Linked DNA regions of Mus musculus: regions 1 and 2 are each linked to region 3. The links are chromatin loops, found by intact Hi-C in ENCODE. Cell type or tissue: heart. All regions are shown on one strand. Each heading gives the region's core, and the rest is flanking DNA. Links, peaks and the distances in the headings are about the cores only.

Region 1 (7,932 bases), core at 1-5,000, 180 kb before region 3:
ACCAGCGCATGAAGACATGGCAGCGCTGGCAGGATGCTCAAGCCACGCTGCAGAAGAAGCGGGAGTCTGAGGCACGGCTGCTGTGGGCCAACAAGCCTGACAAACTGCAGCAGGCTAAGGATGAGATCACAGAGGTGAGTTTCCCACCAAAGCTAGCCCAGTGACCAGATGCTTAGGAGCCCAGAATAGGCAAGAGAGCTAATTGAAGGGCCAGGGCTCCTGGGTAGGCCTATGGGGATGACTTCAGGGCAGCCTTGAGGCTGGCTCTCCTCCAGTCTTTTTTATTTTTAAATGATTTTATTTTCATGTTTATGGGTGTTTTGCCTGCATGTCTGTGTACCATGGGACCTGAGAAGGCCAGAAGAGGGTATTGAATACCTAGGAACTTGTGAGCCACTGTGTGGGGGCTGGGATTTGAACTTGGATCCCCAGGAAGAGTAGCCAGTGCTCTTAATCCCTGGGGTAACTAGCTCTTTGGGCTGGAGAGATGGCTCAGTGGTCAAGAGCACTGACTGCTCTTCCAGAGGTCCTGAGTTTAACTCCCAGCAATCATATGGTGGCTTACAACCATCTGTAATGGGATCTGATGCCCTCTTCTGGTGTGTCTGAAGACAGCTACAGTGTACTCATATAAATAAAATAAGTAAAAGTTAAAAAAAAATGTTAAGACTCTAACTCCTTACATGAATCTTTGAGAAGCTACCTAAGTGATTCAGACATGCCTGTCTAGGAAAGACATAAATTAAGGGGTTTTGTGGCTTGTGCTGTATCTTTGAGTTCCCGAATCAGAGTCTGCTATGGTGCTAGAGTTTTCTCAAAGGCTAAGCTTGGCCAGAGACACATGGCCATCGTTTCCCGTTGCCTGCTGGGCTATGGTATGCAGTTCCATACCATACTCTTAGGTATCTCATCCTCCCCAAAGGGGCAGAAAGATGTTAGGACCCAGTGAGGTCTCCTGTAGAATTGCACCATGACATTAAATGACACTGCGCACCTCACACGCCCGCCCTTTGGATCTGTGGTACTGAACTCAAACCCAGACTCTCACACTGGAGCACTGTGCTGCTGAGCTCCATCCAGACCTTAAGTGAGCCTCTCTTTCCTCTTCCTAGTGGGAATCTCGGGTGACTCAGTATGAAAGGGACTTTGAAAGGATTTCCACAGTTGTCCGAAAGGAAGTGACACGATTTGAGGTGAGCTAGAAACCATGTGTTCTGTGTGCACCTGTGTATCTGCTCTCTGGTTTCTGAGGCATGGTGGCTATCTTACATTTACTGCTGTACCAACGCGATGACACACAAAGCAAAGCCAGGAGCTGCTATGTGTCCTTTCCCCCCCACCACTCTCCTTGCCCGCAGAGAAAGCTTGCAGAGCTTTGGCAGAGACTGTTTGGCCAGAAACTGTCACTGTTAAAGTTACTGACTCTACTTCCCAAGTGTGTGCTTGGCCTTGGTCAGCAGTAAACACCACCATCCCAAAACGGGAAGGAACCACTGACTGGGAGGTCAGCGTAGAATCCTGTCTCTTACAGAAAGAGAAGTCCAAGGATTTCAAAAACCACGTGATGAAGTACCTGGAGACACTCCTACATTCCCAGCAGCAGGTATGTATGTAATGTGCACAGCTCTGGCCCCTCATTTCCTGCCCCAAATGACAGCTGTCTATATGGGACTTTGGTTCTGATGGGGGAGGCTCTGCTGTCGTTGATAACTGAAAACAGGCTTTCGTGCTCCACCTCAGTCAGGGGAACTCTGTTGACCTCTTTACCCAGTGAGCCGTCTCTCCTCCCACTGCTGCCCTCAGTCTACAGTTTATTTTCAGGGACCTTCATCTCCTCTTTCACTGCCTTACCCTGAGTGCCCACCCTGTGGTACCGGCTTCCCCTCTGGTTTCTGAGGCGCTAACCAATCTGTGGAACAATGGGCCATTGTGAGGTGTAAACTGAGACTGCCTTTGAACTTGGGACAGAAACTGATGCCTCCTTAAGTCCAGAGGGAGGAGGAAGAATGTGGCTTCTGCATCTGCCCCACACACCTTCCTCTTGGGTGGCTGTGGTGCCCCACACTGAACTTGCCTCCCTCCCGGGCTAGCTCAGGCTCTGCTCTGCCACTAGGTGGGGCACTTGCTTACTGTCTCCTCACTTCTTTGCAGCTGGCAAAATACTGGGAAGCCTTCCTTCCTGAGGCAAAGGCCATCTCCTGAGGGACCAAGGACACCAGAGCCTACCTTCGTGACGCTGCCTTTTTATACACTGTCCTTCTTCCTCGATGGACCCTAACTGATGCCCCTGCCTTGGCTGGACTTAGCCCTTCCACTCTGCCCCACAGACAAACTGTTCCCAGTTACTCTAACCAACATTTCATTTAGCTTCCACGTATATTTTCTTACCTAAGAGAATAGTTTCCTGCTTTAAGCAAAAGACCTACAATAGGTGGTGGAATTATAGGTTGGGGTGGAGTGTTGATATAAATATATAAATACAAATGTATATTTTTCAGGATGTGGTTTAGGAACTGGGAATAACGTTTTCTGTTACTCCTGATGGTGCCATGAAAGATTATGTAATAAAATATTTGAAAATCATGTCACAGGACTGGGCATGGTAGCACTTTTTGCTCTCTGCTGGAAAGCAGTTGGGAAGGTCTAGACTCCTAACCAAGAAGCTGCTGGCTCTAGTAGGTTTCCCTCCACAGGCACTGAAGGCCTGTGCTGCCTTCCTGTGCAACTGGAGTTTCTTCACTACCTGCCTCAGCTCTCTGCTCAGAGCATCTCAGTCTGCCTGAGCCTTGTTCCTACTCCTGTAGGAAGTAGCGTCAAGACAGACTTACGACTCTAAAGCCTGTTCTATAAAAGAGGCTAACCTAGCCTTTCGCCCCTGCTTCCCTAGGCCTGAAGAGCTCTCTGGCCTATTACATGTTCTAATCCTCCTTTTCTTCCTATCAAAACAGGGACTCAGGCTGGAGGGAGGTTGCTCATTAGCATCTGGGCATGTACTCGCTTAGCATGTGAAGGATGTGGGTCCAGTCCCCAGCACCACACAAAGGGAAGGCACCTCATCCAAAGAGCTGTTCCGTTCCTGTATAAAGACTGGCTGCTTTATCCCTCCAGATGGCAATCTCAGTGCACCTAAGCCTTTCAAAGTGTGTCTGAAAGAGAGTATGTCCCCTAGAGCCCGAGTGCATGTACACAAGCCAGGCGTGCTTAGACCAGCCATTGCTGGGCTTGCCTTTAGCAGTGCCTACAGCCCCAGTGGCACAAGCTAGAGAGGGGTAGGAGGCTCCTTGGTGAGAGGAAAGGACAGAATGCTGCTGTGGGGATCCTGCTCTCCAGCCCCCAGTTGTCCAGAGATGCCCCACACCGAAGCCCCTGGATGTCCTGCTTGCCAGTGGGCACTTTAGCTTGGGAACAGCTCTGACTCTTGTTCTCATGCTGGCACGGGAGCAGGTGCTAATGCTGAGCTGCAGCTGTCCTGTCCTGTCCTGTCAACATTTGAATGACAGAAAAGGTGGTCTGCCCCCAGCTGCCTCCCCGGGCCACTACACTGTGACTTCATCTCGGCGGTCCCTTCTCCATCTAACTTTCACATAGTTAAAATTACACAACGGGTTCTGGATCCTGCTTTGGTCATTCGGTATTATGTATGTCACAAGCATTTTCCCTCTACACCTTTTGTAACCATGTCATTTTTAAGGCTTCCATGACTGGGTGTAGAAAAGAACACACTTAATCCTAGTACACTACATAGTAAGACCCTGTCTCAAACAAAAACAAATAGACAGGTTTCTATGGAGTACCATAATTCAGATTCATCACTCACTGACTGCTGGATCCTTGGTTGAGGAAGGGTCAGACAACTCTTATTATAATTTCACAAAGAACTTGTATTTTCTTTTTAAAGATTTATTTATTATATGTAAGTACACTGTAGCTATCTTCAGACACCAGAAGAGGGCATCAGATCTCATTACGGGTGGTTGTGAGCCACCATGTGGTTGCTGGGATTTGAACTCAGGACCTTCAGAAGAGCAGTCAGTGCTCTTACCCGCTGAGCCATCTCGCCAGCCCAAGAACTTGAATTTTTTAATGAAAATTTCCAGCGTTGAGATTTTACCCCACTTGCTGGTTTGTTTGTTTGCTTTTGAGTCAAGCTCTCTGGTAGTCCACACTGGTTTTGAGATTGTTATGTAGTCAAACCTGGCCTTGAACTCCTCATCCTCCTGCCTACGCCTCCCAGGTGCTGGGATACATGTGTGCACCAACATACCTAACACACTTTATCTGTAGTATTTACATGTATTTTCTGAATCATTTGAGAGTAAGTTGCAGATGTTACCAGTTACCCCAAATTTTCAGTGTGCAGTTCCATAAGAACAAGACTATCCCATCACAATTTAAATAAAGTTGTTAAAACCAAGAAGTCGGGGGCTGGGGAATCAGCTCAGTGGTAAGAACACAGACTGCTCCAGCGGAAGACACAAGTTCAGTTCCCAGCACTAGCACTGGACAGCCCACAGCTGCCAGTGACTCCAGCTCCAGGGATCCACCTGCTCGCACATGCACACACGCCTACATACACACACACACACACACAGACACCTACACACACACATACACGGGTGCCTACACACACATTTTTAAAAGGTTTAATAGTATAAGAGTTATTTAATACATAGCTCAAAGTTGTCCATTGCCTAAAGAGTGTCCTTGTAGCCATTCTTTTTCTTTGTCCAGGATCATGAGTTATACGAAGACTGCCATATGATTGCATGCTGGGTGGAGTCCATGAGTCTGTTAATATGGAAGACTTCCTCCACCTGCCTTGGTCTTTAATTACCATGGCATTTTTGAAGAATGAAGGCCCTCTTCTGGCCTCTGTGGACATACACATAAAAATAAATAAACTTAAGCGGCCAGGCATAGTAATACAAGCCTTTAATCCCAGCACACAGGGGGTAGAAGCCAGAGGATCTCATTGGCTCCAGACTACCCTGCATGGAGTTTTAGGCCAGCCAGGGCTGCATAGTGAGACCCAGTCTCAAACAAAGAATACTGGGTGGGTGGGGCCATCACATGCTCACTGTGGAAACGCTGAGAAAGAAAGCTTTGAGAAGAGGGGTTACTCCATGCTGCTCTCAGGGAGGGCTGTCCTTTTTAAGAGTCTCATACTCTACCAAATGAGCTGGCTGGGCACATTCGAGACTTTTAGATGAAAGGTATGGAGAGAAGTCTGCATTTACCTGGGCATGACCCTTAGGTTATCGCCATCTGCCCACCCTCCCATCCCCCCATGCACACTAAATCTCAATGTCATCTGAAGATTAGAGCCTGGCTTTTAGTATAAGTGTTTAGTGACAGAGTAAGTCAGGAGTTAAGGTAGACTCAAAGTGCAAAGTTGTTTTGTTTTTTGGATTGATTTGGTTTTTGGTTTTCCAAGATAAGAGTTTTTCTTTGTAGCCCTAACATCCTTGAACTCACTCTGTAGACCAGGCTAGTCTCAAAGTCACAGAGATCCAACTGCCTCTCCCTCCCAATTGCTGAGATTAAAGGTGTGTGCCACCATGCCCAGCAACTCTGGGTGTGGGAAGCCACATGTGCCGTTGCAGAGTGGCACTGACTACTGCTGGCCACCACGCATAAGTTTGGACAAACAACCAATGTGTACATATGCAGTAAAGTTTTTTGCAAAGACACTGCCTGGCCTGGGCATGATAATGAGGCTTTGAGAGTATAACCAATCAGATGCGAGACATGCAAATGAGGTATGATAATGAGGCTCTGTGAGGTACAGAGAGAGAGAGAGAGAGAGAGAGAGAGAAGCCAATCAGATGAGGAACATGCAAATGAGGCGTAGTGCATAACCAATCCGGGTGTGAGACACACCTCTCCTAGGCCTATAAAAGCAGCACCAGTTCTGGGCTTGGGGTCTCTTCACCTCTGCAATCAAGCTCTCCCAATAAACGTGTGCAGAAGGATCCTGTTGAAGCGTCGTTACTGCTGGCCAGTCCGGTGCGCGCAAGATCTGGGCTCTTCTTAGAATTTCAGTCTGTAGCTGGGAAGCCTAAATGAATGAATAACATCTGCTGTCGGAGATGTGCTCGGGATGGAGTCGAAACTGGCAGAGCAGAGCAAGGATGGAGGAGCGGTCCCTGCTGAGCAAGCTCTGGGCACACAGGAGCTTTGGCACAAGATGCTGAGATTTTTCCCACCAGCATTTGGAAAGGGAGGGAGGGAGGATCATGGGTCCCCTGGAGCAGAGAAGGACGTATCTCTGCTGCAGTTGGCATTCATGTGAACTTCACTCACTCTCTGTAGACACTGGCAAAGCTCTCCATGTTTGGCCAGGACTGAGTGTTGGATGTAGACGCAGACAAGCTGGCCTGTCCTCTGGACCTGGGGATATGTCACCTGCCAATGCCCTGCCCTGTCAGTTGTGTGGCTTTATGTTGGCACTGTCTACCAAACCATAAACTCCAAAGTCCCTGGCAATAGCTCAGGCACAAACAGATGCCAAACGTGCAGGCTATGTCACAGTTAGGTACTGTGAGGACCCTAGTTTACGCTGCCCTGTTTATTTCCCAGTCCTTCACAATGGTGGGAACACCTCTTGGAAGGTAATTCCAAATCTGCCCTTCCCATCCTCATTTCTGTAGGCTCTGGGCTTTGTGCCTGTAACATCATTTGTGCCTATTTCTCAGCCCCCATTCCTTTTAAAAAAATATATGTATGTGTTCCTAAATGTACATATACATACCATAACTCACAGAGGTCAGAAGACAGAGTTTCGTCCCCTGGAAATGGAATTACAGGTGGTTGTAAGCTGCCATGTGGGCTCTAGGAATTGAACCCAGGTCCTCTGCAAGAGCAGTAAGTGCTTTCAGCTGCCAAGGCCTCTGTGCAGGCCCTCTGCATCCATCTTTGTCTTCAGTCTGTAACACACCCTCCTGAAACAGTCAGGTCCAGCACTCTGGATGGCTGTGGACAGGTGTGTGAGAGCCGCTCACCGAAGATCCTCATGAACACGTGTAGAAACTAGGTACTAAAGACAAGTACTCAAAGATGTCCTGCCTGGCATTGTGGACAGCTGAAAAGACTGGAAGCAATCTACACGTCCATCCCATCGGGAAGGGATTAGATGAGGTATGGCACAGTGACCCAGTTAGATATCACAGAGACATTAACAGTGACCACAAGCAGTATTCATCCACAAGGAAAATATTTTCTGAGTGAAAAAAGCAGGTGATAGGAACTGCACAAACAACATGATCCACATTTAATAAAACTATGATTGGGAAGGGCACTGATTGAATTGTTAAGTACAGTTATCTTTAGAACTGGAAATTTTCATTACTTTTACTTTTTTATGTCATTTTTATATTACTTAAAATTTTTAATTTTAAATTTCTGAAAAATCAAATAAAGCGATATTTCACTGTGGAAGAAGAGTTCCACACATCCTTTAACTTATGTAAACTTTCTGATAGGAATGCGAATCTCACCTCCACACATCTCTTATGTGTTGTACATGTGTCCTCTTTTTAAAGATTTGTTTATTTGTTTTATGTATGTGAGTACACTGTAGCTGGACAGATGGTTGTGAGCCTTCATGTGGTTGTTGGGAATTGAATTTTTAGGACTTCTGCTTACTCTGGTCAACCCTACTCGCTCAGTCCCTGCTAACTCCGGCCCAGTGATTTATTTATTATTATACATAAGTACACTGTAGTTGACTTCAGACACACTAGAAGAAGGTGTCAGATCTCATTACAGATGGTTGTGAGCCACCATATGGTTGCTGGGATTTGAACTCAGGACCTTCGGAAGAATAGTCAGTGCTCTTACCCACTGAGCCATCTCGCCAGTCCCATATGTGTCCTCTTGAGCATTGGTTCTTTCTGCCTTGTGTCCTGTTACTCCAAGATGACCTTACCAGAC
Region 2 (8,309 bases), core at 1,732-6,731, 150 kb before region 3:
TCTGTTTAGCCCTGGCTATCCTGGAACTCACTTTGTAGACCAGTCTGGGCTCAAACTCAGAGATCCATCTGTCTCTGTCACTGCACATGCCACCACACTGGCTTTTATTTTTAAGTTTAAGTGTGTGGGTGTTTTACATACATATATGTTTGTGTACCACACATATGCGTGAGGAGACCAGAGGAGGATGTCAGATACCCTGGAACTGGAATTACAAACAGTTGTGAGTCAACACATGGGAATGGAGGCCAGGGCCCCTGCTCCTGTCAATCCTCTCTACCTGAGTCATTTCTCTAGTCCCTGGTGTGCTAAAATTGACCAGGCTGGCCTTGAAGTTACTCAGGAACCTCCTGTCTTAACCTGAGCGCAGAGGTTACAGGCACCACTACACTTGCCTTCAGTTCTCTAGCTTTACTTATTTGTAGAGTGTGTGTGTGTGTGTGTGTGTGTGTGTGTGTGCGTGTGTGTGTGTGCGTGCGCACACGTGCGCGCATGCATAGTGGTCAAAGGCCCCTTTTGCAGAAGTCACTTCTCTTTTTCTAATGTTTGAGACCCAGGAAACAAAGTCATCAGCCTTGGCCTCAAGTCCCTTTACCCATCTTTTTGGCTCTAAGTTTATGTGCATGTGTTTTACACAAGCAACAGATTGTGTGGTGCAAGCTACAGACTTGTTAATTGCACTGGGCTGTCCTTTCAAAGAAGGGTACAGCTAGTCTCAATGCAGGAGAGAAGCCGGCCCCTAGAGCAGGTGAAAGGAGATGCCTGGCCACCCCACCTTGGACACTACAGTGTCAAGACTCTTCTGCTCAGAGGGCCTGAAGTTACCTCCTGTGCCATCTCCCCTGGTGAAGTCTCCACCCTGGATCATGAAGTCCTTGATGACACGATGGAACTTGCTGTTTTTGTAGCCAAATCCTTTCTGGAGAGAGGGAAGACAGGAAGGGAGAATGAGGCAAGAAGGGGATGGCAGACAGGCGTGCACAGCCTCGCCCACAGTGCTTTCTGGTATAGATGCAGCATTTAATGTACCAAGGGAGGGACCAGCCACTGCAGGCCAACACAGAGCATACAGATCTAGAGGTGGGGGAAGCAGATCTCTCTACTGTTCTTGAATAATGTAACCCAGGCCATGAAATGCCATTTTCCCTCTGTGTTCTCTTAAGAGGTCTGGGGATATATCTCAGCCAGCAGTGTTTGTCCTAGCAGGAACACAGTCCTGGGTTCTACCCTTAGCACGGTATAAGTTGAGTGTGGTGGTGTGTGCCTGTTATCCCAGCACTCAGGAGGTAGAGGGAGGCATAATCAGAGGCTCAAGGTCACCCCTGGCTACAATCAGGTTCAAGGTCAGCCAGGGGCAGCATAAAACTGTCTCAGGAAAAACAAAATAAAACAGACAAGTTAAAATACAGAATTAATTAAACAGAATATATGTTTCCTTAAAAATTCCTTGTCATGGGCTGGTGAGGTGGCTCAGTGGATAAGAGCACCTGACTGCTCTTCCGAAGGTCCGGAGTTCAAATCCCAGCAACCACATGGTGGTTCACAACCATCCCTAACGAGATCTGGAGTGTTTGAAGACAGCTACAGTGTACTTACATATAATAAATAAATAAATCTTAAAAAAAAAATTCCTTGTCATATTCTTGGATCAAGTTCCTTGGACCCTTTTATTCTTTTTTAAAAACTGCTAACTCAGCTATGTATGTAGCGGCACAAGCCTTTAATCCCAGCAATTAGGAATCTAGGCTAGCCTGATCTAAGAGCAAGTTCCAGGACGACCAGTGTTAACCAACTCACTACTTCCCCCTCCCCCCCCCAAAAGCTCTTATTCCAAAACTTGTCATATCACATGGTCTAAGAACATTCAAATAAAAACTCAAAAAAAAAAAAAAAAATCAGATGTTAAAGTTTACTCTCTAAACATTGCAGCCACACAGTACCATGTTTGTCTATGTTCTCTCTAACATAAAACCACGTTAACACTTCAGTAGCCGCCACACCATTTGGCAGAGACAACTGTGAGGCTGCCAGATTTAGCACTGTGGATTATTATTCTATTATGACTAGCTGTAGGAAGCAGCAGGGGTTGGAAGAACCAGTCCAATCTCTGGGAAGTGCCAAACTGGGCAACTGAGGCTCTGAGTAAGTCACCGCAGTTCCAGGGCCTTCTCCAGAATTAAAGACTGGACCCCTTTATTCCCACTTAATATACAAAAATATCTCATCCTCAGGGAAGCCAGCTAATGAAGTCTGTCTACCACTACACACGGGCCACACTCTGAAGCCCCAGCTGCTCCCATCCCTACTGTGTGGGGTTAGCCACTTACCTCTCCTGTAGCTAAGGCTACAAAATTATCCACTGTTTTTGGAACAGTCTTTCCAAAGAGTCCAAAGACGACTCGTCCTACAGATTCATCTCCAATTTGTAAATCAAAGTATACCTAAGGAAAGTGAACAAGTCCAAGCTTAGCCTTCACAGGGGCCTTGGTAGAGGAGGGCCTGAGGAGTTACCCCATGAGTGAGAACAAAGCCTAAAGCTGTGGCTGAGTAGGGCAAAACCTTTGTACAAATCCAACAAACAGGCTGGAGAAACAGCAGCTGTTAAGAGCATCTGCTGCTTTCCCAGACCCTAGAGCTTCTGTTCTCAGCACCTAGATGGTGGCTACAACCATCTGTACACTTATGAAAGCTCTAGTAGTCTCCAACCCCAGTACTAGGGAGTACGAAATGGTGGGCCACTGCAGATAAGCCGTCCACCACTGAGCTAATAACCCCAGTAATTAATCTTGCTAAATTGTAGTCTCCCTCAAGTAGCTGGGAGTAATATATGCCACAGCACTTGGGTCCACCCCAAGAAAGGATTACAGACTGCCTTATGGCTTAGAGGAAAATTCGGTTGCGGCCAAGCCTGAAGACCAGAGACCAACGTGAATGGACTCCTGCAAACTGTCCTCTGACCTCTACGGTTGCACTGTGGTACCCGAGTCCCTCTCCCTACTAAGTAAATAATGTAACATTTTTTAAAAGTTTTCGTTCTCAAGACTATAGAATAGCAATCTGTGCTCTTTAAATGATTCCAGATTATAGAAACATACATTAAAAGGGGGACATACACAGGGAGATACACTGTGCTTGCAAGTTTAACTATATTTACTGTGTGTGCTACAAAACACACTAAACTGGAGAGACCATAGTAAAAGATTCGGCAATTCTGATCCATCACCATTTCCCAGCAATGCAGGGGATGTGCAAAGGGACCGTCCTAAGGATGTCCGTGCTGGCCGAAGCTGGGCATCCTGGGTCAGGGCGGGGGGCTGGGGGAGTCTGGGTTATTCTCTAGTCTGAGTAGATAGGGCGAGCCTGGCTTCAAGAGATCAAAGTCGACCCAAGGAAGAACTGAACAAGAACAAGGACGCTCAGGTCGGAACTACTGGGCCAGACCCGCTCCGGCTTGAGCCGGACCTAAGGCGGCGGAAGGCAGGCCTCGCTGGTGAGGGGAGCCCAGACCTTGACTGTGACTTTAGGTCCCTTCTTCTTATCGTTGGCCACGGAGGGTCCGGGCAGCAAAAGGAAGACGACGGAGCCCACGATGAGGGCGGCGGCGAAGAGCACCTTCATATTGCGCTCCGAGAGGCGCAGCATCCACCGGCAGCAGCAAGAGCGGTCGGGCAGCCCGGACCGGAAAAGGGTGTGGACGCGCAGCGTGCGCGTGGCCGCCCAGGCGTGGGGTGGACCCGGGGCCGCGGGCGGTCTCGTAGCGCCAGGAGCGCGCCACGTTCTCCCTGCGCAGCGACGCCGAGTGGTAGGCGCTGCCGGGGGCGGGGCTGCGGGTGGCTGCCACGTTACAGCCCTCTGATTGGGTATGTCAAGGCGGTGCGCAAAGGCAGCGTTGGGATTGGTATCAGAAAGAGAGACTACGCACCCCAGCGTGCCTTGCGACCCCACCTGCCCATCCAACTTTCAGACTTTTGTCACGGCGTGCAAAGACCAGTCGCTGCCAAATTTGGAGGTGGTCTTCAGAAGACTGGACACACTTAACCTTAGTACTAGGGGTTGAATTTAGCGGTTGAGCGTTACAGCATAGCCTTCTATATCTTCTATAATGCCTTGCTTGGGGACCGGGCGTAGTGGCTCACACCCGTCATCCCAGCACTGGGCAGGGTGAAGTAGGATGGTAAAAAGTTCAAGGCCAGCCTGGGCTACAGAGTGACTACTAGTTCTTTTTGGACTAGAGTGAGACCTTGTCTTAAAACGAACACGACCAGTCATGGTTGCACGTCTCTTTAATCCCAGCACCTTGGAGGAAGAAGCAGAAAGATTTCTGTGAGTTTAAGGCGGCTTCTATGTAGTTAGTTTCTGGCTATTAAGCATAATATAGTAACACCTATGCCCGAGAACAAAAAAGGGGTGGAGTCGAGGGGTGAAGAGATGGCTCAGTGTTAAGGTTCTTGCTCCACAATCATGAGGACCTGAATTTGGACCCAGCTCTAAAAGCAGATCATGGCCATACTTTATGACTCTAATCCTAGTGCTGTAGTGGTGCTGGACATAGGCGGGTCTGGTAGCCTTGCTTGCTTCCAGACTAGTTCTTTGATTGAGGTAGAGATCCTGTCTCAAAATGAAGGCCCAGAATGATAAGAGCTCTACACATAATGTGCATGCATTACACACACACACACACACACACACACACACTGCTTCCATTTTTAGTTTTTACTAATTTACTACTCATCTTTGTCTTGGAATCCTGTGCTTAACTGCTGTGTGCGCCTATGAAAGGATGCATTCTGTTGGATACTTTGGTATTTATCTTTTCCTTTTTACAATGTCTCATTGCATGTGAGTGGGTAGACACGTAGTTACCTGCATGTGGAGGGAGTTTATTCTCTCCTTACATCACAGGGACTCTGAGGGTTGAACCCATGTCCTTTGGCTCAGAGGCAGCAGGCAACTTTACTGAACCTGAGTTATCCTACCGGCTCCTGGTGTTAAATTTCTTTTCTTCGCACTTTGTTTTAGGAGAATGAGCCCTTGCTGCACATAGTCTTTACATAGCTCCCCTAGCCTGTCTCCAGGGCTCGGTGCTCAGCAGGTATTGGTTGGGGTGGCTTCACATTAACATAGAAGTGGAAAATAACATATACAAAGGTCTGTGGCTGACTGCCTTTTCTTTTTCATAGCTGCAGGTGCTTCCATGGGCTGTTTTCGGTTGTAACACACACTTGGTGTTGCTCCATTCTATAGTGCACACACTTTGGCGTTTGGAGTCTTACACTGTGCTGATTCCAGTGATATTTACCCTATAGGCTCGGGCATTTGAATGCTTGATCTCCAGTTGTGCTGCTGTTTGGGCAGGCTTAGAAGGTGGGGCCTTGTTGGAGGAAGCTCATCACTTGGTAGGATATGAGGTTTCAAAGCCCTGCACTATTCCTAGCTAGTGTTCTGCTTCCTGCTTCAGGTTCTGGATATGAGCTCTCAGCTGTTCCTGTTGCCAGGCAAAGAGGCAAGAATAAAACTCAGCTCGGCATGACCTAGCCAGGCTAGTTCGACTTTCTGGGGTCTGACACCAACCAGTGTAGGTTTTTCATACTTGAGTAAAACCTTGGGGGGAAAAGTTTCCTTGTGACAGCTATCACAACAAAGCTTAAGGTGTGCCTGCAGTGGAACTCCCTTGCAAAGCACATGTCCTTTGCAGAGCACTTATGTCCCTCCTTCCACAAGAACAGGCTCTAGTGACTGACAGGCAGTGCTCAGAACAAGAGCCTAGGGAGCAAAGGTTTCTAATAAGCAGAATAGCAAACTCTTTTTCAAAACGCACAGGACCTCTTTCATAGGGGTTATACTGACTCAGAAACAGTGCCCAGGCGTCTGGGGGATTCTGAGTGAAGGCTGTCTTCACAGAATAGCAAAGGTCGCTAGGTTATTTCTTCCACTGGGAAAAAAACAAAACAAAAACAAACCCTGTGTGTTAAAAAAAAATTCTGGTTTATCTGGTCTTGTTTATTAAGTAGGTAGACTTCTCACCCTCTACACATTTTTATAGTTTGAAACTATGTAGCTTGGTCTGTGTATGGTGTGCAGTGAGTGCTCTCAAGTCCCGAGTCATCTCTCCAGCCCCCTAGAAAAGGAGTTTCAATGGTGAATCCCACAATGGGGCTGGCCTGGCAGTGGGAAGCAAGCATGGTCAAGACTGGCTAAAATGTGTCCAGCAGAAAAAAATCCCTCTTTCTCCCTTTTAAAAAAATAATTGGCAGGACTTTCATCTCTCTTTCTATGGGCTCTCTTTGTATTGGTTCCAGTGAGTGTAATGCTGCAGAGCTATCGATCTGAGTAGTTTGTGTCTATAATTGCAGACAATGCTTTGTCCCAAAGCACTGAGAAGAAGCCGTCTTAATCCCTCAGTCTCACTTATGGTGGTAAAGCCTTGGGTGATGGGCCTAGTTTGTTTGTTAGGCTTTAGCAGTGGAAGAGTATCTTGGTGGATCAGGGCCAAGGAATGCCACAAAGTCACCATGGAACAGGTATCACAGAAGAGGTTTGTTGGAGAGGGTGCTATACAGAGGCTGTCTCTGAGCAAGGCTGGAGGAGAAAGACAGCAGGCTGTGAAGCCACTGGCTTTACAAAGGGGGGTAGCACATGAGCTCAGGGAGAATATGCCACTTGTTGAGACAGTGGAAATGTGTCGAATTTGGCTTTGTCCAAGACATAGTACTCAAGTCCGTTGGATTGTGCCTGACTTTCCCCTCTTTACCTCCTGTCTGCTTCTGTCCAGGGCAACTCTTACATATGGGGATCTGAGGGTCAAGAAACCTTCACCTCTGACGAACAGTCCTTCCAAATAGGGTTGAGAAATTATTCAATAGCAGGCTGTCAGGAGCCGATTAAATTCCCATCACCCCTATGCCTACCCCTCTTTCTTCTTATAATGATCTTTTTGCCTGCTTCCTCTATGACTAGATAGAAGGCTGTTGCAAAGAGTGGCCAGCTGTATATGGAGGTTGCCCTTACTGGCCTAGTTTGTGCCATGTGCCACTTATACATCCTTGCTTCAATTCCCTCCTATGTTGACAAAATGGGGCCCTTCACCACTCCATCACAGATCTGAAGGGTTCCCAGGTGGGAAGTGGGTGATAGCTACAAACTCTACCATTTCTTCAACCCCAGCACCTGGTGAGCATGATTAAAAACCAGAGAAAATATATCTTGACTATTCAACCCCTGGAGATAGGGGAGGTAAGGGAGGTGATTCAGTATTCCTCCAGGGTCTTAACCTCTTTAACACCCCCTCTCCTAAATGATATAAAGACCTGTCTCTTTGTCTCCTGTTTCAGACTCTGACCTTAGCCTACCACCTCTTAATGAGACCTAACTTGGCTGCTTTGGGGATTGCTGCTGTGTGTTATACTTCAAGAGGTAGGACAGGTTGTGGGAACGATAGTGGTAGGTGACCAAAAGTTTGTGTGTGTGTGTGTGTGTGTGTGTGTGTGTGTGTGTGTGTATCTCTCTCTCTCTCTCTCTCTATCATCTCTATCTCTATCTCTTCCTTGAATGTGGAGCTCAGCAACTGCTAAGCTGTGTCTGCAGGTGTCCATCCCTGGGTAGTAAGGCCTAATTTTTTTTTTTGACAGGTGTGCCACAGGGGCAAAGAAAGATCCCAGTTAGTGGCCTAGGACCCTGAGGGCATAACCTGGTTTTTCTGTTACAGAGAGGGAGAAGAGATGGGTTAGGTCTAGAAGGTGTAGGGCTAGGGCCTAAAGGAGGGAGGGCCTGTAGGAACTTCTGAAAGGGCTTGGTGATGGATGTGAGAGGGGTTTTATGAAGGGCCAAGAGCTGTCTCATATAGGGGGCAAGGAGGGAAAGGGGGGTGATGGTGGTGGCTCAGAATCCAGGAACCTTCTTTGGTATACACCAGAAGCCTGGGGCCTTCTTTTTGGATTATCTCCAGAGAAAGCATTGTTTCTAGGAGCACTATGCCTACAGTCTCTTTCAAATCACCTTGCTTAGCACAATGAAAACATCTGAATTTTTTATTTTTCTTCACACCTTTCGAGATTACTTCCACTAAGGTTGCATCACAAGTATGAGATTCAATATCAGCCATATTTCTAATCCATTCATATATTGGTGCTGATCTTGTTTTTAGAGACCTGATCACTTTTTACATGCAGAACTAGCATTTTGGAAAGCCAAAGATTGGTTAATACTTAGCAAGCTTCTGATTCTGACACTCTTCTATTTATGGCTGAAGTCAATCTTTGTTGAAAGAAAAAACAATCACTGGGTGCTTCCATTGGACCCTGTATAATTTT
Region 3 (8,309 bases), core at 2,018-7,017:
CTGATGAATTCAAAGCCACAAAACATGGGAGGGGGAGGAAAGAAGGAATGTGAAACAGATGGCAACTCATTTTTTCCCTGAGTCCATCTTGAACACAATCCCAATAATGTCAAAATCCAATTTAGCTTTCTAAATAAGAAATCTATAAAACTTAAAATGGTAATTCTCAAGCAAATTCACTCTTTTCCTCTCCCCAGCTTCTCGGAGATTCTATATTAGGCCCCAGTGGATAGAGTCGCTGTGAAGGAAAAACTATCATTCTACAAATCCAAAGTTCTTCCAGGAAAGTCTACTATGTATGTAAAGCCACTGAAGCAGTTACTACCAAACTGGTGACATTAAAATCTAACTACATTCTATTTTATATCTTAATATAAAGGTTATTTTATATACTAACATAAATATTAAAAATTAATAGCCTTAATATAAAGATTATTTAACTTAATTAGAAGCTAAATAACCATTTCCATAAAATACGGTATAAGGTAGGAACAAGCTCAGGAGAGAAAAGTCCCATGGTTACAGTAAAAACAAAGTAGTTTCTGGACTTTTTTTATTTTTAACATTTCCACAGTAATTCTTTTGCTCCTGGTTTAACAGCACCACAACATAACTAACTATTGTGCTGATTCTATGATTTTACTATATTGTGCATATGTACAAATGTATGTGTCTATGTCCTTATACACATCTCCTCTATTATGCCTAAACTTTTTAACATCATCAAAGAGCTGTTCAAGAAGGGTCAACAGTTCTTAGATTCCCTCACCAGCAAATTCCACAACTGACAACTGCAAAGATCTCTGGCTTGGTCACAGACTTCTTGTGGAAGAGATCACTAGGGAAAGTATATCCAATGGTTTTGTATTTGTGGCATATAATTTAGGCAGAATTTTCACACCAAATAGCTATTATCCTATTCCTTATATGAAAAATAAATGGATTAACATTTTATAAAAAGACAGGTAAAAGACAGACAGTGCTGAGAGCTAGCAAGACAACATAACTTCAACTTTAAGTAATGAAAAATAACAACTCAAAAAACATAGCCAAAAAACCTAGATATGAATTTAAGAATGTTCCCTTTAAAAACGCCATTTGGAAATTTGAATCACCACACCAAAAAGCCTCAATCAGAGCAAAACATAATTTCAACCCTGCTTCTAAAACGTTATTTAGCCGGACGTGGTGGCGCACGCCTTTAATCCCAGCACTTGGGAGGCAGAGGCAGGCAGAGGCAGGCAGAGGCGGATTTCTGAGTTCGAGGCCAGCCTGGTCTACATAGTGAGTCAAAGGACAACCAGGGCTACACAGAGAAACCCTGTCTCAAAAAACAAAACAAAACAACAACAAAAAACAAAAACAAAAAAAAGGATGTTATTATATTCAGCCCCTTTGAATATAAAGTATATTTGAAATGTTTTAAACTAACCACAGGGACTGAAGAGATGGCTCAGCTGTTAAAGGTACTGACTGCTCTTCCAGAGGACTAAGGTTCAAATCCTAGCACCCACATGGCAGCTCATAACTGTCTGTAACTCCAAGATGTCACACAGAGACACATGCAGGCAAAACATCAATGCACATAAAATAAAAGTACATAACTAAAGTATATATAAAAGATTACTAACCAGAAAGAAAACCTGTTAGTCGAAAATCCAACAGAAGCTGTGATGATGCCTGCTTTTAGTCCCAGCACTTGGGGAGCAGAGGCAAACGGATTTTTGTGAGTTCCAAGTAAATCTGCTATACAAAACAATTTCTGAACCAGCCAAGGTTACACAGTGAAACCCTTTTCCAAAAAGAAAAGAAAAGACCAACATAATAGGCTACAGAGGAAAAACCAATCCATCAATAAATGGGGTTTGGAAGCACATGCCTTTAATCCCAGCACTTGAGAGTCAAAAACAGGTGGATCTCAGTGAGTTCAAGGCCATCTTGATCTACCAAGGGTCCAGGACAGCCAGGACTACACAGAGAAACCCTGTCTCAAACAAACAAACAGGCTACAAAGAACTACAATTTTAAATCCACAAGGCAAGTAAGCATATGTCAATATTTCATTTTCTAAAATCATTTCTACATTCTGATTACTAATGATTTAGAAGGAGGAATTTATTGTATTTTCATTTATTCATTTTATAGTTTATATAAGAATTTTCTAGAAGTCAAGTGAATTATCAAACAGCTGTAACCCCAACACTCCAGGGGAAAGAGTATCTCACGATCAAGGCCAGCCTGAGTTTACATGATAAGTCAGTCTCAAAATAACAAAACAAAACTAAGTTTTGCTAATCTTATAATCTAAGATGGGTCATGCAAGTGATGTTGACCTTACAATTACTATTTTATGCCCCAAGTTTAACTTCCATTAAGAAGACACGTGATTTAAGATTTAAGTAAGTTACTTATGTTTTTTATTTCAATCCATGCTATATCTAACAGCATAAAGATTATCTGAGAAGAACCTATAAAATGTACTTTGGTCATTTCAAAAAAATAAACATATTGTACTTAATATGGGCTTTAGGAAACTATTGATAATTGCATTTTATGCTACATATGATCAATTTCTAGGATCTAAAGTTGTATCTCAATAGTGAAAACTGTGTGAGACCGTTCTGAACTGAATGCTCAGAACTACAAAATAAAGAATAATAAAGCCGGGCAGTGGTGGTGCATGCCTTTAATCCCAGCACTGGGGAGGCAGAGGCAGGCGGAGCTCTGTGAGTACAATACAACCTGGTCTACAGAGTGACTTCCAGGCCAGCCAGAGCGTGAGTGTGTGTGTGTGTGTGTGTGTGTGTGTGAGACAAAAACAAAAACAAAACAACAACAACAACAACAACAACAACAAAAAACCCAAACCTCGAATTCCTGCCGTATACTATTTGAATATTATCAGTTTCTTTTTCAAAAATCCCCTTCCACTAAGTTGGGCTCCCTTAACTATGTTGACTAATGACAACCTTGAAATTCAAAGGTGCTTGTTTTAAATGGAGTTATATAAGTAATCACCTCTCTTTTGACACTGACTAGAATTTAATTCCTCCTTGTGAAGAGGCTGAAACTGTTAGTCTGTGACTTGACCAAAGTCAACAACTAGTTAAGAGGCAAAGGCGGGTTCATTCCCAGAATTATCTTTCTCAAAGCCAATACTTCCACTTGAACATAATTATCTCCTTAAAAGATTAAGAGAGAGTTCAATCATTGGAAAGGGACTCTTGTCCCTTGTCTCTCTAAATGTTCACTAGTTCTTCTAAGACATATACTATACTTCCTACAATTCAGTCACTTAAACAAAATGAAGATAGCATTTCTAATTCGTTTAAACCACAAAAGGATTACTGGCAGGTGAGAAAGAGGTTGAAAAAGGCTTGCCTAAACATGTCTCATCTAGACCTCTAAATATGGATTTCCTAGTGGTTTTTTTAAAGCATGCTCATTTACAAGGCTACGTTTGAATATAGTCAGATGCCTTCCAGTATTGCATTTTCTAAGAAAATTCATACCAGACTCATATCGGTCTGGGAGACTGCTAGAATATGCCATTCTGGCACTTTGCAAATATCCGAAAAATCATCCGGGGGCAACAAACCCAGTTTCACACTCTTGTTTTACGACGTGATGCGTACCCACTTAGGGGACAACGCTCCTATAGGGCGCCCTGCCGAGAGAGCAATAAAGGAAGAAGCGGGGGAAGCGCACGGAAGTTGGGTGGAGGGAGGTCTCATTACCCACTCTTCTGCCCTACCTCTGCCAAGGGCGGCTCCACGGTGCCCAGCCGACACGAAACCCTTACAAGCCCTCGAAGCCCGGCTCTGTCCCAACAGAGAGTCCGGGACGCGGACAATGTGAAGCACAGGATGACCACAGTCACCTCTCCAAGTCTATACCCTTGATTTCGGCCCTGGATGATGCTCCCCCTTCTTTTCGGAGCTGGCACTCCAGGTGGGAAACTCCCGGTCTGCATTGGCCGAAGTCCCTGCTTCAGAAAGGGCGCCTCCTGCGACCGGGTCTAACCCGCAACCCGCAACTCTTTGCACGCAGGGACCCTGGTCCCTCTGTCCCGCCCCCGCAACCCTCCACGGACAGGCCCGCGCCCCACCCGGGATTCCCGAGTCCACTGCCCCGCCCCAGCGAAGGGCTCCTAAAGCCCCCACCCCACCCCCCCCACACACACACGTACACACACACACACATCTCAGACTCCAGTCTCCCAGACCCAGTCGAAGCCAGAGTACCTACCTAAATCAGCGGTGCTCCAGTGTTCCAAGGGGGCGGGCGCGGTCCCCTCCCCGAGGCGCCTACTGCTTCTCTCAACCACCCCTTAAGCCGCAGCTTTGCTTTCCCAGGAGCGGGAGGGAGCGGAGGGAGCGGAGGAGGCGGAGGGGAGGGGGAAGACCAGTTGAGGGGCGGCCGAGCCAAGCCGGAAGTACTAATGCAGGTCCCACCCACCTCCTGGAGCCGCAGAGCATCCTCGTTCTTCTGATAGGACAAACCCCTGTCGTCGCTGTGAAATTCAGACCACCACTTCCGGGTCGTTAATGCTGCGGCCCCTCCTTAGCAACAGCGTGGGGTTGCTAAGCGGAAGTGCCTTTAAATACCCCCCTTCCCCCCCCATTTCTTCGGGGACTGTTGGTAAGTGGGTTGGGAGCTTCGTTTTCTCATTTGGAAATGTTTTTAGGCCTTTAGTTTACAATGTTAGGCCAGGTAAACCCTTCGCTGCAGCAGGTAGTAGGCCCAACGTAGCTGCTTCCATCAGTTGGTCTCTGACACCAGCTCCAAACTACACACACCTCCTGGAATCCTGGGCCATCTCGGCAGCTCCTCCCAAAGCTCCTCTCCAGGCCCCTTGCGGGAGCTTCTTTCTCACTGTCTAGCAAGCATCTCCCTCTGGTGGATTTCCTGTCGTTTCAACCAGACTTTTGCATGCATTTCGTTCTGAACCGGCTCCAGAAGTCGAACAGTGAAGTGGGTAAGAAAGTTTTGTCTTACCTTGTCTTTTCTTTTTTCTTTTTTTTTTTTTTTTTAAGGATTTAACGTTTTTATGTGTGACCTGGAAATAACCTAGCTATATTTGAGTCTATGAAAATTGACCAGAGTAATATTATTATTGTTATTCCATAAAACGGGGGAGTTGGGGGAGACAAAGAATGCCGGTAATCTCGCTTGAGTAGGAAGACAACTAAGCCTCCCATCAGAATAAACCAACATACCTATACGGTGACTAAGAAAGGTGTCCATAAAAACCCTCATTTAGGCTGGGGATTTAGGTCTGTGATACAAAACTTGCCTGGCATGCCCAAGGTCTTTAGTTCGATTCCCAGGCATCGAAGAAAGGAAGGGAGGCAAGGAGACTCATTTACTGGACATGACAAGCAGACCTGTAATGCTTAGACTCCAGAGGAAAAGCGAGGATAGTAACTCCAAGGCCTAGACTACATGGTCAGTCCCAGTTTTAAAACATTTTACCTAACATACCCGAGGCATAAGTTCACTCTTTGAAAAAACTGGAAAACTATGGTGGAGACCAAAGCCAACAAAATAACCCCCTGTAACGACCCCTATAATTATAGTAATTATATTTTTAGAGAAACCTGGGGTGGGGGATAAAACCATCACTTGACTGTATTATTTTTTGAGTCTGAATCTCACTTTGAAGCCCTGGATGACTGATCAGGTAATGTCTATGTAGACCAGGCTGGCCCTGAATTCAGAGACCCACCTTCCTCTTCTCCCAGGTGCTGGGATTTAAAGCGTTCACTACCGGGATGGACCGGCTTTCCTATTTTAACTTTAACTTCTGAATTTTTCTCATCTACATCAGTGGATACACTTGCAACTGTAAGACCCGATTTTATTGGTCACAAAATTATTAGTAGACTGTTGTTTACCTCAGCTAAGACAGAAAACTAATTTTGGTAATTGAAAAGTAACACTAGGCCTTTTCATTTCCTAGACTCATAGGATGGCATTAAATTGATCCATCCTAGGCAGTCAACTCTGCAAAGCTTTTAAGAAACCACTTTAGGCTCAAATGTACCAGCAGTTGGTTATTAAGTCTAAAATAGTTCCATTCCCTACCCCCACCATCATCGTGTATACAATTGGAAATACACACACACACACACACACAAACACACACACACACAATCTGGGTCAGTGATGAGTGTTACAGTAGTTTAGTATTTCACCTGCCAGCAGGTCTAAATTCCAAACTTTAAATTCTAAAATAAATATAAGTCCAACATGCAACAGTTTACAATACATCTAAAGAACTAGAACATGTTTATGGTTTAAAAAAATGTGGCCTATAGAAATTGGTGCCTCATCAAATAAAATTCAGTTAGAACTAACCATAAGCTTAAGCTAATGTGGAAATGCACCTTCATCTGCAGAGCTCTCTGTCCACTGCCTGAGGTGGTTTACAAGCAGCATTTAGCTCCTTTCCTATAGCCTTGGGGTTTTTTAATTCACTGTTCTATTAATATATGAAAATCTGGATTGAGTCCTAAATAACCACATGAGCTTTTTTTTTTTTTTAAAGATTTATTTATTCACTTAATGTATGAGTACACTGTTGCTGCCTTCAGACACCCCAGAAGAGGGCATCGGATCCCATTACAGATGGTTGTGAGCCACCCTGTGGTTGCTGGGAATGGAACTCAGGACCTCTGGAAGAACAGTTGGTGCTCTTAACCACTGAGCCATCTTTCCAGCCCCACATGAGCTTTTGTTTGTTTGTTTGTTTTGCTTTTCGAGACAGGGTTTCTCTGTGTAGCCCTGGCTGTCCTGGAACTCACTCTATAGATCAGGCTTGCCTTGAACTCAGAAATCCTCCTGCCTCTGCCTCCCAAGTGCTGGGATTAAAAGCGTGCACCACCACCATTGCCTGACCACATGAGCTTTTATAATTCTTTCATTTTCAACATAGTCATGCTTAGAGGCCTGGGAAGGTGAGTTGCAAAGTCCTACACTACAACTGCCTATGTGGGCTTAACTACAAAAATCTTATTCTCTTTATTATATTTATTTGTGTATGTGTTGGTGCTGACATACCATTGTGAATGTGGAGGTCAAAGGATGTGTTGAAGGAGTCCCTTCTCCTTTTCAACCATATCGATGGTCTAGAGACTGAGCTCAAGGCGGCAGGTTTGGCATTGGTAGTCGCTCTACCCTTTGAGTGATTTTGCTGGCCGAGGAATCTATACTCTTAATATGAGCTATAAAACAGTAGCATATATATAGGCTAGATCCCGAATAGCCTTCACAACCAGTGCAGTACCCTCATCATATATGACTAATATGGGACTTTCAGCCTCCTAACAGTGTCTTTTTATATTCACTTTTTAATTTTTTCTTTTTTAAAATTATTTATTTTATGTATATGAGTATACACTGTAGCTGTAGAGATAGTTGTGAGCCTTGATCTGGTTGTTGGTCAACCCTGCTCACTCCAGTTGGCCCTACTCACTCAAACCCTGCTTACTCTAGCCCAAAGATTTGTTTTTGTTGTTTCTTTTGTTTGTTTGTTTGTTTTTGAGACAGGGTTTCTCTGTATAGTCCTGGCTATCCTGGAACTCACTCTGTAGACCAGGCTGGCCTCGAACTCAGAAATTCGCCTGCCTCTGCCTCCCAAGTGCTGGGATTAAAGGCGTCCAGGCTTGGCCCAAAGATTTATTTATTTATTTATTTATTATTATTATTATTATTATAAATAAGTACATTGTAGCTACCTTCAGACGTGCCAGAAGAGGGTGTCAGATCTCATGGGTGGTTATAAGCCACCATGTGGTTGCTGGGAATTGAAATACTCTTCGGAAGAGCAGTCAGTGCTCTTACTCACTGAACCATCTCACCAGCCCCTTCATTTTATTTTCTTTGAAATGACTTAAAAAATTAAATTGTGCATGGTGCCTGTGTACATCACTTCAGAAACTGAGTGAGGAGGATTGATATGAATTCTAACCCAGCCTGGACTAAACAACAAAAAGAACACATTTGATATGTAATTAGTACTGAAACCTTGTTTGAGGCCTCGCTATGGTAGCATACAGCTGGAACTCAGAAGACAGATAAGATCACACTCAAGGCCATCTGAGTTACAAACAATAAAATAAAAATATGTACTGCTAGAGCTCATCTGGTTTCACTAGACATAAAAATATACCAGAATTAGAAATGAATAGTTCATTGATGAACAATCTGGCCTATAAGAAGAAACTTAGCCAAGTTAACCATTACTGTGTCTAAGCAATAAACAATTGAAAAGATATAACTCCTATATATAAATGATCCAGACAAAC

What was found. Hi-C counts contacts between places; a loop is a spot of excess contacts. Peaks named below come from ENCODE experiments on the same cell type or tissue, not always from the same donor. Only the 100,000 strongest peaks of a DNase experiment are listed, where the experiment ranks them.
Region 1: a loop joins it to region 3, with 2.7 times the contacts of the local background. A loop is called at or near these places in 3 of 42 quality-filtered maps.
Region 2: a loop joins it to region 3, with 2.6 times the contacts of the local background. A loop is called at or near these places in 3 of 42 quality-filtered maps.

What each region holds. Positions count from the first base shown.
Region 1 is chr9:66,082,789-66,090,720 of GRCm38, reverse strand. Snx1 (sorting nexin 1) reads left to right here. Exons shown (of 15, transcript NM_019727.2): 12 at 1-134; 13 at 1,113-1,193; 14 at 1,532-1,603; 15 at 2,152-2,594. The coding sequence ends at 2,202. Among named protein-coding and RNA genes, the nearest start is that of Snx22, 17 kb to the right of the region's middle. In heart, for the core only: a CTCF peak has its summit at 2,100; a DNase peak (open chromatin) is centred at 2,100.
Region 2 is chr9:66,055,599-66,063,907 of GRCm38, reverse strand. Ppib (peptidylprolyl isomerase B) reads right to left here and starts at 3,739. Exons shown (of 5, transcript NM_011149.2): 1 at 3,508-3,739; 2 at 2,328-2,441; 3 at 826-919. The coding sequence starts at 3,642. In heart, for the core only: a CTCF peak has its summit at 3,789; a DNase peak (open chromatin) is centred at 3,797; H3K4me3 peaks cover 2,718 bases; H3K27ac peaks cover 2,680 bases.
Region 3 is chr9:65,905,108-65,913,416 of GRCm38, reverse strand. It overlaps Trip4 (thyroid hormone receptor interactor 4), which reads left to right and starts at 4,623. Exons shown (of 14, transcript NM_001357872.1): 1 at 4,623-4,978. It overlaps Csnk1g1 (casein kinase 1, gamma 1), which reads right to left and starts at 4,407. Exons shown (of 14, transcript NM_173185.2): 1 at 4,249-4,407. In heart, for the core only: CTCF peaks have their summits at 4,003 and 4,895 (motif pointing left); a DNase peak (open chromatin) is centred at 4,466; H3K4me3 peaks cover 2,388 bases; H3K27ac peaks cover 1,502 bases.